Regions from separate parts of the Homo sapiens genome. Here regions 2 and 3 are each linked to region 1. Evidence: chromatin contacts called from ENCODE Hi-C or POLR2A ChIA-PET data. All regions are on one chromosome and are shown on one strand. The core of a region is the stretch at or near the end of the contact, and the rest is flanking DNA. Distances in the headings are between cores, read along the strand shown.

Region 1 (3,431 bases), core at 423-2,922:
GTCAGATGAGACACAGGCTGAGAACAAGCAGCAGACCCCAAAAACATCCTATAAATTCTTAGGTGGACAATGGATCTCCACAAAGTCTGGGACATTTAAGAATGCCCCAAGCTACAACGTAACGGACTCCAGCCCTTGCTCCTAGGACAGGATTTCCTACAAGAGGGCTGGGGCTGTGAGGCCCCAGGTAGTCTATTATCAAGAAGCACAAATCTCGGGTGTCACTCTACAGCAAAAGACAACAGTCACAGTCTTGGGAGGGATCCCAATGCTCTCCTGCACCATCTCTCTTTTTTATTTTTTTTTTAAGATGGAGTCTCGCTCTGTCTCCCAGGCTGGAGTGCAGTGGCACGATCTTGGCTCACTGCAACCTCTGCCTCCCAGGTTCAAGCGATTCTCCTGCCTTAGCCTCCCGAGTAGCTGGGACTACAGGCGCGCGCCACCATGCCCGGATAGTTTTTTGTATTCTCCTGCACCATCTTAAAGTCAAATAGAATACAAAGGCCAGGGACCCACCTGGGCTGTCCAGCAATACCTGAGGCAGGAAGTGCCCTGATCCAGGCTCCTGCTGCGAAGGTCAACTGGGCATCTTACACATGCAGGGCACAGTACCAGGCACGTTATCTCACTCCAGGGTCTTGTAGACAGCGTCCGTGGACAGCTATCCCCTACAGTGTTCCTTCCCCATCACCTTGCTTCCACTACAAGGCCATAAGGAATGGCATTGGCCAAGGTCTCTGCTCCCACTCACATAGGCTGTTCCTCTGTCCACGATGCCCTTTTGCCAGCCTTCCTCTGACCACTCCAGCTCATGGGTCACCTCCTCCGGGAAGTCCTCTGGCCGGAGGCAGTCAGTGCTCTACCAAGTACCCACTGCCCGCATTCCCTTCCAGCACAGCGCTCACCACACTGCTCTGGGCCAGGACCTTCCCGCTCTTCCAATCCGCCTGTCCCACTGGGTTAGCAACTGCTTGCGGTTTCTGGCACACAGAAGGGTCCCGTTTGTTGAATTAGTTAACGAATTATCACGGGTCTCCGCAGCTGCCAAGGAAAAACAACGCTGGTTCCACAAGGATGTCTGGGGGAGAAAAGACTTTCTGATCCAATGGCCCATCTAATGGGCTCCAAGCTGGACCCTGCCCGGACAAGACCTAGGACTCCCAGCCCTTGGGAGGGTGCAGAACGGGCTTAGCCAATATGAAGAGGCCCCTCAGGGCCAGGCGGACGCCGCGCCCCCGCTCCCAACAGCCGGCAGCCCGGGGTCAGGCCGCCACTTCCCGGGAGCCTGACAGGGAAGAGCGGCCAAGTTCCCAGCCCCGCCCGACAGCCGAGGGAACTGCACGAAGGGCGCCGCTGACCTCACCACCCTGAGCTCGGGAAGGCTTGCGGGCGGCGGCACAAGAACCCAGACGGGTGCAGAAACAGGGCGGAGGGTGCAGGGTGGCGGCCCGGACTGCGCTGCTGGCGGCTAGCGGCGCGACCCCCGGCCCCGGATCCGGCCCCGGCCCCTAACTCTCAGCCCCGCGCGGGCAGAACGCACCGCCTGGCGACCCCAGCCCGCGCCCCAGCGCTAAGGTTGATCTGGCGGCTGAGCGGGCGGGGCGCTCACCTGGACACTCGCAGCTCCCGGCGTTTCCAGAACCTCCCGCGGCGTCGCCCGGTCAGCTCGGCGCCTCCTCCCTTGGCGACTCCGCCTCGGGCCGCTGCCGGGGCTCCGCCCACTTGAGCCGCCGCCACGTCCCCACCTCACGCTCCACACGCCTGCCTGCGTCCTGGTCCCCAGCTCCGGTGGCTCCGCCGGGGTTCGCCGTCCTCTGCGACCCCTGGGAACGCCCAGGCTACCCGGCCTCGCGGGAGCCGGAGCCGGAGCCGGAGCCGGAGCTGGCCGCCCGCGCCCTTCATGCCGCCCGCAGCCCACCGCACGTACTCCGCGCCCGCCTGGCTTTGGCGCCCCCACCTGCGGGCCTTGGCCCGCCCTCCTGCCCAGCCCCTGGGCGTCTGGAGAGGTCGCCACGACCCGATCCCCTCGCCGGGGCTGTAGGGAGAGCGTCCCTGGAGGCTGACGGATTTCCCTGCCTGCGCTCATGCCCATTGCCTGGGGGGCCCTGCCGGGTACACGGGCCCCTTCTTCCCAGCACCACCACAAGGAGGCTGTTACGGGAGGCTGGGGTCACCCCGGCTAGGAACTGGGTATCAGGAGAGGAGGCAGAACAGTGGAGAAGACCCTGAGGAAGACTAGGGACCTGGGGCCCACCCCCTGGAGACCGAGATTGGGAGGCCCATTCCCAGGGCCGAGCTCTCAGTGGGTTTCAGAGAGTCCCGGGCTCTGGTCCAGGCAGTCCTGGTGGCATGTGCAGGGGTGATGGATTGATGAGAAGGGGGCCCATCAAAGGCTGGGTGGGGGCGGAGGCGGGGGGGCGGTAACAACCTGGGGCACACTGGGTTGCCCAAACCCTTCTTTATGCCATGGGCCAAAAAGAGTGGACACCTGGTTCAGCCAATCCAGTCTGGAAGGGAATAAGGACAGAGATGCAGCAAACCTCAGCCTGAGCGGGAGGAGGCCCTGGCGGCCAGGCAGGTTCCCACGCCTGCTCTGTGAACCTTCCTCTCATGAATGAGGGGAAGCACGGTCTGAGAATCTCATCAGGGAGCAAGCCCAGAGCGGGAGATGCCCAGCCTCCGCCCAGGCCCAGTGTGGATATTCCCTACGGCACACGGGCCAGGCAGGCGGCCCAGACCTGGGGAAAGCAGGAGCACGCACACGGAAATACACATAAAACATGGGTGAGCCATTGTTCCTGCCTGCGTCAGCCACCGGCTCGAGCCCGGCTAAAACTACACAAACCCTCCTGCATCTGCTACATCCACAGAAGCTTCCTTCCATCTCCTCCCCCTTCTCAGGAGTTTGCCCCATGGAACATCCCTTTTCTCTCCTGAAGGCTCAACTACCCGCTCTCAACTGGATCTTTCCCATTGGCCTGTAAATGTGTTCAAGCCTCTACTATGGGAACAAAACCCTCATTCGACCCCACTGAGTGTCTCTGTTCTCAACCGCAGCGGAATTTCTTGAAAGAGCTGTCTCCCCATCCTCACATCTCTCCCACTCTTCAGGCCCTAAAGGAGCTGTCTCTCCCACTCTTCAGGCCCTGCAGTCAGCCTTCTAGCTCCCTAACAGCACCAAACCAGGTCTCAATAAACTGTAGCCTCCAATCTCCAATTTCAACGGCTGTTCTTCAGACCTCATCTGCCAGGGCCCTGAGCAGTGTCTGACACCCAGCGATGACCACAGCCCCTCTGGAACACTGATTTCCCTTGGTTTCCCCTCATCCTTTCTGGCCACCTCTGCTCAAGCTTCTTCAGCATCCTCTCCCTATTAGTAAAGGTTGGGGGTTCCTCAAAACTCAGGTCTAGGCTTTCCACTTCACGCTTCT
Region 2 (3,431 bases), core at 288-2,787, 170 kb before region 1:
AGAACCTAGGGCTCTTCCTGGTCCAGGGCCCAGCCTGGGGCTGAGCCAGGAGGGCATATCAGCTACAGAAATCATCCTCACAGCATGGCCTTGAGTCACAGCCTCTTCACCTGCCTCCCCACAGCCACATCCTGGTCCTTGTCTTCACCTGATCTGCTTATGCTCAGAAGCCCAAAGCACCCAAATTCCGCTGCCTCAGCATAACCTCCTATCCCGCATCCCCCACACTGATCACAACACACCGCACCATGACCCAGACCCTGGCCTTTCCTTACTGCTCTCCTCTCCCTCCCACCCGGGGCCAGTCATCTTGAAGAAGTCTTCCACATGCCCCTGTCACACTCATCCCTTTACCAAAAGCCCCTACCCCATGGGGTGGGTCAGGCAGGCCCCAAGACAGGCCCGTATCAGGAGGACCCCTCTTCTCTCAGGGGCTGCCCTCTGGGATAACCACCCCCGCCCTTCTGGGTTTCCTGCTTCCTATCTGGCTGCAGTTTCTCAGGTCCCTTGTGGATTTCCCCATGGTCTGTCCCCACTCACATCCCCTCTCTGCAAACCTTGCCTACTGGGCCTGCACCTGGCAAATCCATGCTCAGCACAGACGGGGATCAAGACCTCTCAATACAACTGTCTCCTGCCAATCCCTGCCCCAGCAGCCTGAGGCCCAGTCTGAAACCAGGGAGTTGCTCTCCTTTCTCCTCCCTTGACCTCACCCCTCAGACCATGCCAATTCTGCCTCCTAAACCTCCCAGGCCAGCCCCTCCCCCAGCTCCCAGTGACAGTGTCCTCAGGTACCTGAGCTCAGCTCTCGGTGCTACCAGAGGGACTGCCAGGGGCTGCAGCCGGGCCTCCTGCAGAGGCTGAGTCCCACACGCAGGGAACAGCCATGCCACTGCTAGCAGACCAGTAAGAGAATGGCCACCTGGGGCCTGAGCGCCCTCGGCCATCCACCAGAAACAAAGTGTCAAGGAGAAGCTGCCCGAAGCCCATGGGACAAACCACTGGGGACTGGAACACCAGTAATTCTGTATTGGGAAGCGGCACCAAGAGATGTGCTTCTCAGAGCCTGAGGCTGAACGTGGATGTTTAGCAGCGTGACCGGCTACCAGACAAACTCTCATCTGTTCCAGTGGCCTCCTGGCCACCCACCAGGACCAAGCAGGGCGGGCAGCAGAGGGCCAGGGTAGTCCAGGTGATGGCAGATGAGATCCCACTGGGCAGGAGGCCTCAGTGAGCTGAGTCAGGCTTCCCCTTCCTGCCACAGGGGTCCTCTCACCTGCTGCCATGCTTCCCATCTCTCATCCTCCTTGACAAGATGAAGTGATACCGTTTAAGTAATCTTTTTTCTTGTTTCACTGATCTTGAGTACTAGAAAGTCATGGATGAATAATTACGTCTGTGGTTTTCTATGGAGGTTCCATGTCAGATAAAGATCCTTCCGACGCCTGCCCCACACCACCACCTCCCCCCGCCTTGCCCGGGGTTGTGGGCACCTTGCTGCTGCACATATAAGGCGGGAGGCTGTTGCCAACTCTTCAGAGCCCCACGAAGGACCAGAACAAGACAGAGTGCCTCCTGCCGATCCAAACATGAGCCGCCTGCCCGTCCTGCTCCTGCTCCAACTCCTGGTCCGCCCCGGACTCCAAGCTCCCATGACCCAGACAACGCCCTTGAAGACAAGCTGGGTTAACTGCTCTAACATGATCGATGAAATTATAACACACTTAAAGCAGCCACCTTTGCCTTTGCTGGTGAGTAGCTTGGATAAGACTGGCCTGCAGCAGTGAGGGGTGGTGGCTGCCTAAGGCCAAAAGGCCTCATGGGCCTTTCTCTCCCTTCACCCCCACAGGACTTCAACAACCTCAATGGGGAAGACCAAGACATTCTGATGGTAAGAGCTCAGCCCGTGGATCCCGATCCACTTCCTGCCTGGGTGACTTCAGCCATGTCATTCCATCTTACCTAGCCTTGCTTTCTTCATCTGTAAAATAGGGTTAATAGCACCTATCTCAGTGGGATTGTTATGACAATCAAATGGCACAATGTGCATGTTCTGGCCCAGCATCTGGCACTTAAGAGTTCAATACATGGCCACAGCCATGGCTATAATAATGAAAATGACTTTTAAATTAGAAAATGAAAAGGCAGTTCTAGGTGAGGAATACCAAGGGCCTTAAGGTCAGTGTTTGGTAGGGCAGACTCTGGACTGACAGACAGAAATTTCCCCCTCAGATGTGCCAGCTTCTTTTTCCCTTAAAAAATTGAGTTTGTGTTTTCCACCCTCATTGGCTGTGGCATTATCATTTACAGTTATTTTTCATGGTTCCAGTTGGTTGCAGTTGTTCTGTCTCACCTTTGCATGACATTTCTTGGGTCAAACAAGAAGTGGAAGCCTTTGCTGAGTTCCTGGGCCATCTGTGTTTGGGGCACTCACAGCTCACATGCTGCACCCATTTCCATGCTGGGGTCTCTGTGATTTTCTTCTTGATTTCTAGGAGACTTTAATTCAGTCAGGGCATGAACACTGTTATCAGCCTCTGAGCTACAAATACTTCCCTTGGAAAACCCCCTGTCTTTTGTAGAGCTTCTTTTTGGAGATATTTTTTCCCCCAAGTGCAGAAAGATCCACCTAGGTACCCCCTCCCCACCCATTTTTTTTTTTTTTTTTGAGACAAGAGTCTCACTCTGTTGCCCAGGCTGGAGTGCAGTGGCACGATCTCAGCTCACTGCTACCTCTGCCTCCTGAGTTCAAGCAATTCTCCTGTCTCAGCCTCCCAAGTAGCTAGGATTACAGGCATGCACCACCACTCCCATTTTTGTATTTTTAGTAGAGACGGGGTTTCACCATATTGGTCAGGCTGGTCTTGAACTCGACCTCAGGTTATCTGCCTGCCTCGGCCTCCCAAAGTGCTGGGATTACAGGCTTGAGCCACTGCGCCCAGCCCACCTAGGCCCTTTATGTAGCTCAAATGGAGCCAGAGACTGGGGGCTTGAGGAAACCAGGTCCTGCCTGCCACTCACTTCTAGGCCTGTGCCCTTGGGCAGGGACCCACCTGAGGCAAGAACGGGACTAGGAGGGAACCCGAGGATGTCCCCAACAGTGGGCTTGGGAAACTGTGGGGGTGACTTCCACCTGCTTGTGGGAGGGATACTCTGTAACCTTTCCCCCTTAAGTGTATTCTCTGCCCCGTTAGGAAAATAACCTTCGAAGGCCAAACCTGGAGGCATTCAACAGGGCTGTCAAGAGTTTACAGAACGCATCAGCAATTGAGAGCATTCTTAAAGTATGTGAAGCTGTTGAGGGTTTGGGATCCCTGTGTTGGCCCTGCCCTGCCTCTGGGGAGGAGAGCAGGGCCCACTCCCTTTCCAAGGGAATCTCTGACCATCTGCTTTGGTCTCTTTCCACAGAATCTCCTGCCATGTCTGCCCCT
Region 3 (3,431 bases), core at 380-2,879, 140 kb before region 1:
CTTGAACCCAGGAGATGAAGCTTGCAGTGAGCCGAGAAAGCACCACTGCATTCCAGCCTGGGTGACAGAGCGAGACTCCATCTCAAAAAAAAAAAAAAAGTCTTTCATGAACAATGTTGCTGTTGGTTTTCCTGCCTTTTGTAGACACTGCTTATCCACCAGACACTGGAACTCTCTTCTTCTTTCATATGATCTGAGCCTGCTTCCCAAATGCTCCCATCATTACCAGAAATTCTTCTCTGCGTTGTTTACTCCTGCATCTCCTTTTTGGGAGAGGTAGCTCACAAAGGGCCCAGTTTGATGTGGCTGTGGATGGTGTCTTGCCAGCACACTGTGGAGTGCAGCCCTTATCTACAAGGTCTCAGAGCCTCTGGGAGGCTCCAGGTAAACTGTAATGTTTTGCTATCCTATGTGGAGAAACCAAGTGGAGAGACCTGGGTACTGTCCTGGGTTCCTCTTGAGGTCTCGGTCCCTTAGTCAGTCCCCTGCCATGTCCTGGTACATTCATCTTCCCAGCCCCTTTCCAACCTGCCCACTTCTCTTTGTCTTTATGGCTTTGCCCTGACCCAGTCCACCTCACTAATGCAGACAATCACCCCAAATACCCACAGGCCTTGTCTCTAGACCCTTCCTGCTTCTCTCCCCACAGCAGCCACCCATTAATTCATTACATAAATATGTACTGAGCACCTACAAAGTGTCAGGAACTGTGCCAGGCTCTGAAAGGAAACCAACCCTTGAGGAGCTTACACTTTAGGGGTTAGTCTGGCTGTGTGTCATAAGGGTTACCTGCCAGCTCAGCATGAACTCCAAGCCCTTTGGTCTGACCTAAGACCCTCCCTTACTGCCCTGGCCCCGTCAGCCCCTGCAGATACCTCTAGCCTCATTGCTCACCATCCATCTCCTTCATATCAGCCCTGGACCCCAGTAACACGAACCAGCCACAGCACTCCCACCATCACCTGCTACCCCTGCCTGGAATGCACCCCAGCCAAATGGTTGACATCTGTCTCCACAATGGGGTAAGACTAATGTCCAGTGGGAGGTGGAGAGGTCCTGCACTGGGGCCTCCTCTTCCTCAACACCTACTCTGAGGCTTGCCTGCCCACCTCTTACGCCACAGGGGTGGACTGTTATCTGTTCCTCAGGGGACTGTGAGGGTCTCTGCTCTGAACTACTGCTTTATCCCCCAGCTCGGAGGAGGGCCCCTCATGGCATCAAGTGCCAGCAGTGACTATGTTCCAGAGTCTGATGAAAGTGAGCCTCTTTTCACCTTTGAATAAAAGAAATGCACACAGCTTTTACAGAAGTCCGGATGGAAAGGCAACATCCAATTTTCCAAAGTTTAGAAAATGTTCTTGGGACCAAGATCAGCAACAGGCTATAAGCAGGTACTAAGTACACAGCCAGGGCTGTTGTTTTCATTATTCTTATCAAAAATAGCATCTGTGAGGGAGCCAAGAGGAGGCCCTTGGGGCCATCCAGGAGCCAGGGGAACTGGGAGCCCAACACCAGCACAGCTGCCAGCTCTTTTTCCCACTTAACGGATTCGGGAACCATCTCAAAGGAAGCTGCAAGAGGGAGGGAAGCCCAGCTCTCTGGGAATGTGTCACACTTCCTCCAGTTAGGCCTGGGGCAGCCCCAAGCTCTCCTGATGGAGGCCCTGGCTCCTATCCAGGCCTCTTCCTCTACCAGACTGGATAAGGGTGAGGTCATGTGCTGGGGAAGGGAGGCCAGGGAAGCAGCAACTGGGTTGGAGCCAGTCAGAAACAACACAATAACAGGATAACTCATAGTCTCCCCTCTCCCCTTACACTCCAGGAAGCTGTCCCTGAGTGAACTCCATACCCCTCAGGTCCCTTCTCCCACTGGGACCTCTCTGGGGCAGATTCTGTGGGTGCCTCTTAGTCCTCAACTGAAATGGAAGCTCTCTCTCTTCTCAGGGCTAGGGGAAGCACTGTGAATCAGACAGACCCTAATGCCTCCTCTCACCAATCCAGTCCTGGACATGGGCAGCAACCAGTGTTGGAACCCAGGTGGAAATAAGAGGAAGCTGCCAGAGCCTCGAGCCATACCCTGGGCCATGGTCACACCAAAGGTTCTTGTGCCTATGGGGCTGAGGGACAGAGATATGCAGCCTTGGGCTCTGAGATCAAACAAAAATGGGTGTGGGCCTGGGTCCCCAAGTTACAATGAACCCCCCTGTTAGGAAGGTGCATCTGACCTTAGACTCTGTCAGGCTGAAGGACCAGGTCCCCAAGTTACAATGAACCCCCCTGTTAGGAAGGAGCATCTGACCTTAGACTCTGTCAGGCTGAAGGACCAGGAGTCACAAGCAGACAGACAGACACAGCAGGACCATGACAGGGGCAGACAAACAGATAGGCATAGCTCAGGCTCCTGGCAGTGATGAGTAAACGGACAGACACTGATAGACAGTTAGACTCAGCGAGAGCCTGGAAAGGACAGATGGAGAGACAAGAGGGAACGCTGGCAGTGAAAGACTGACAGACATAGAGGAGATGGCGGACTTGGCAAGAGCCCCTGGCAGGGACAGACAGAGACGCAGTTGCAAGCTGTGGTCAGGTTAAAATGTGGCCATTCTGTCTCTGAGCTCAGCCCCTGACTGCAGATCCCGATTCTCTTGGAGGTTCCTCCTCTTGGCACTGTGATCAGAGACTTTGTGGGACTCTTGGGACCCATTTCTCCAGGACTACAATGCCCTCAACCCCACAAGTCCCAGGAAGGTAGTAGGCTGTGGCCCTCACTGTCCCTGGAGTCAGACTCAAGAATCAATCCATTCTCCTGGTTTTTTCCTCCCCTTCCTGGCCTGTGGGGCAGAGAAAGCCTCCTCGACATCTCTCCTGGGGCCACCTACTCCCAGCATGGTGGCTGTGCTTGTCGTGGAAAAGGTCTTTTTAGGAACCACTATGAGTCCGGACTCTGTTGGCACAGGGGGCGGTGCCCAGAAGAGGCTATAGTCCGGCATTTGCACGACTATCCGAGGATGTTGAGCTCCACCTGGCCGCCTTCTCTTCTCACCACCCCTCATGACCTCCAGGCCCCAGAGGCCTGAGGGCCTAAAAGGTTTTGACCCAGGGGAGCAATTCCAGGCCAGGTGAGGATGGGGTGATTAGTCCCCTTCATAGCTGCAGAGACTGAAGCTGACTTGAACACACTCTGCTCTGAGGCTGTAGGGTCCAAGAACCCCCCTGGGGTGAGCTGAGGTTTTTCTACTTTCAGGGGACCGTTGTGCTGAAAGCATGACGAGGCTGCCTGCCTGAGGTTGGGTTCCCTGGGAAGCAGACTCTGAGACAGAAACTGGCATGCAGGACTGCTCATGGAAGGGAAGGGAAGGAAGCAGGATTGAACAGAGGGAGAATTTGGACAAAATACAGTCACAACAGAAGTCTCAGCTGATCCTAAGGAGA

Evidence for each region. A loop is a pair of places that touch in the nucleus more often than their neighbours do. ChIA-PET counts read pairs that join two places held with the same protein, here RNA polymerase II (POLR2A). Pooled maps may share reads with other maps.
Region 2: a loop to region 1 is called in a map with no recorded cell type, with 2.8 times the contacts of the local background. The contact joins the promoter of IL3 here to the promoter of P4HA2 in region 1. A Hi-C loop is called at or near these places in 11 of 168 maps with a recorded cell type or tissue (B cell, CD4-positive, alpha-beta T cell, CD4-positive, alpha-beta memory T cell and 8 more), 27 of 37 single-sample maps with no recorded cell type and 19 of 50 pooled maps. POLR2A ChIA-PET finds 5 or more read pairs at or near these places in 3 of 52 experiments (BJ, CD4-positive, alpha-beta T cell and activated CD4-positive, alpha-beta memory T cell).
Region 3: a loop to region 1 is called in a pooled map, with 8 times the contacts of the local background. The contact joins the enhancer-like site here to the promoter of P4HA2 in region 1. A Hi-C loop is called at or near these places in 1 of 37 single-sample maps with no recorded cell type and 5 of 50 pooled maps. POLR2A ChIA-PET finds 5 or more read pairs at or near these places in 5 of 52 experiments (BJ, MCF 10A, PC-3 and 2 more).

The regions. Positions count from the first base shown.
Region 1 is chr5:132,226,181-132,229,611 of GRCh38, forward strand. P4HA2 (prolyl 4-hydroxylase subunit alpha 2) reads right to left here and starts at 1,673. Exons shown (of 15, transcript NM_001017974.2): 1 at 1,610-1,673. RefSeq lists silencers at 1,390-1,649, 1,790-2,019.
Region 2 is chr5:132,059,118-132,062,548 of GRCh38, forward strand. IL3 (interleukin 3) reads left to right here and starts at 1,538. Exons shown (of 5, transcript NM_000588.4): 1 at 1,538-1,751; 2 at 1,850-1,891; 3 at 3,195-3,284; 4 at 3,409-3,431. The coding sequence starts at 1,590. It overlaps LOC105379174 (a long non-coding RNA gene), which reads right to left. Exons shown (of 5, transcript XR_001742531.2): 2 at 2,354-2,491.
Region 3 is chr5:132,084,867-132,088,297 of GRCh38, forward strand. No RefSeq gene overlaps it. Among named protein-coding and RNA genes, the nearest start is that of CSF2, 13 kb to the left of the region's middle. RefSeq lists a silencer at 2,757-2,979. Within about 2 kb of position 1,630, at least 6 of the 41 ENCODE cell types and tissues checked have a DNase peak (open chromatin) inside an H3K27ac peak, as active enhancers do; they include PC-3, where a contact is called at or near this core.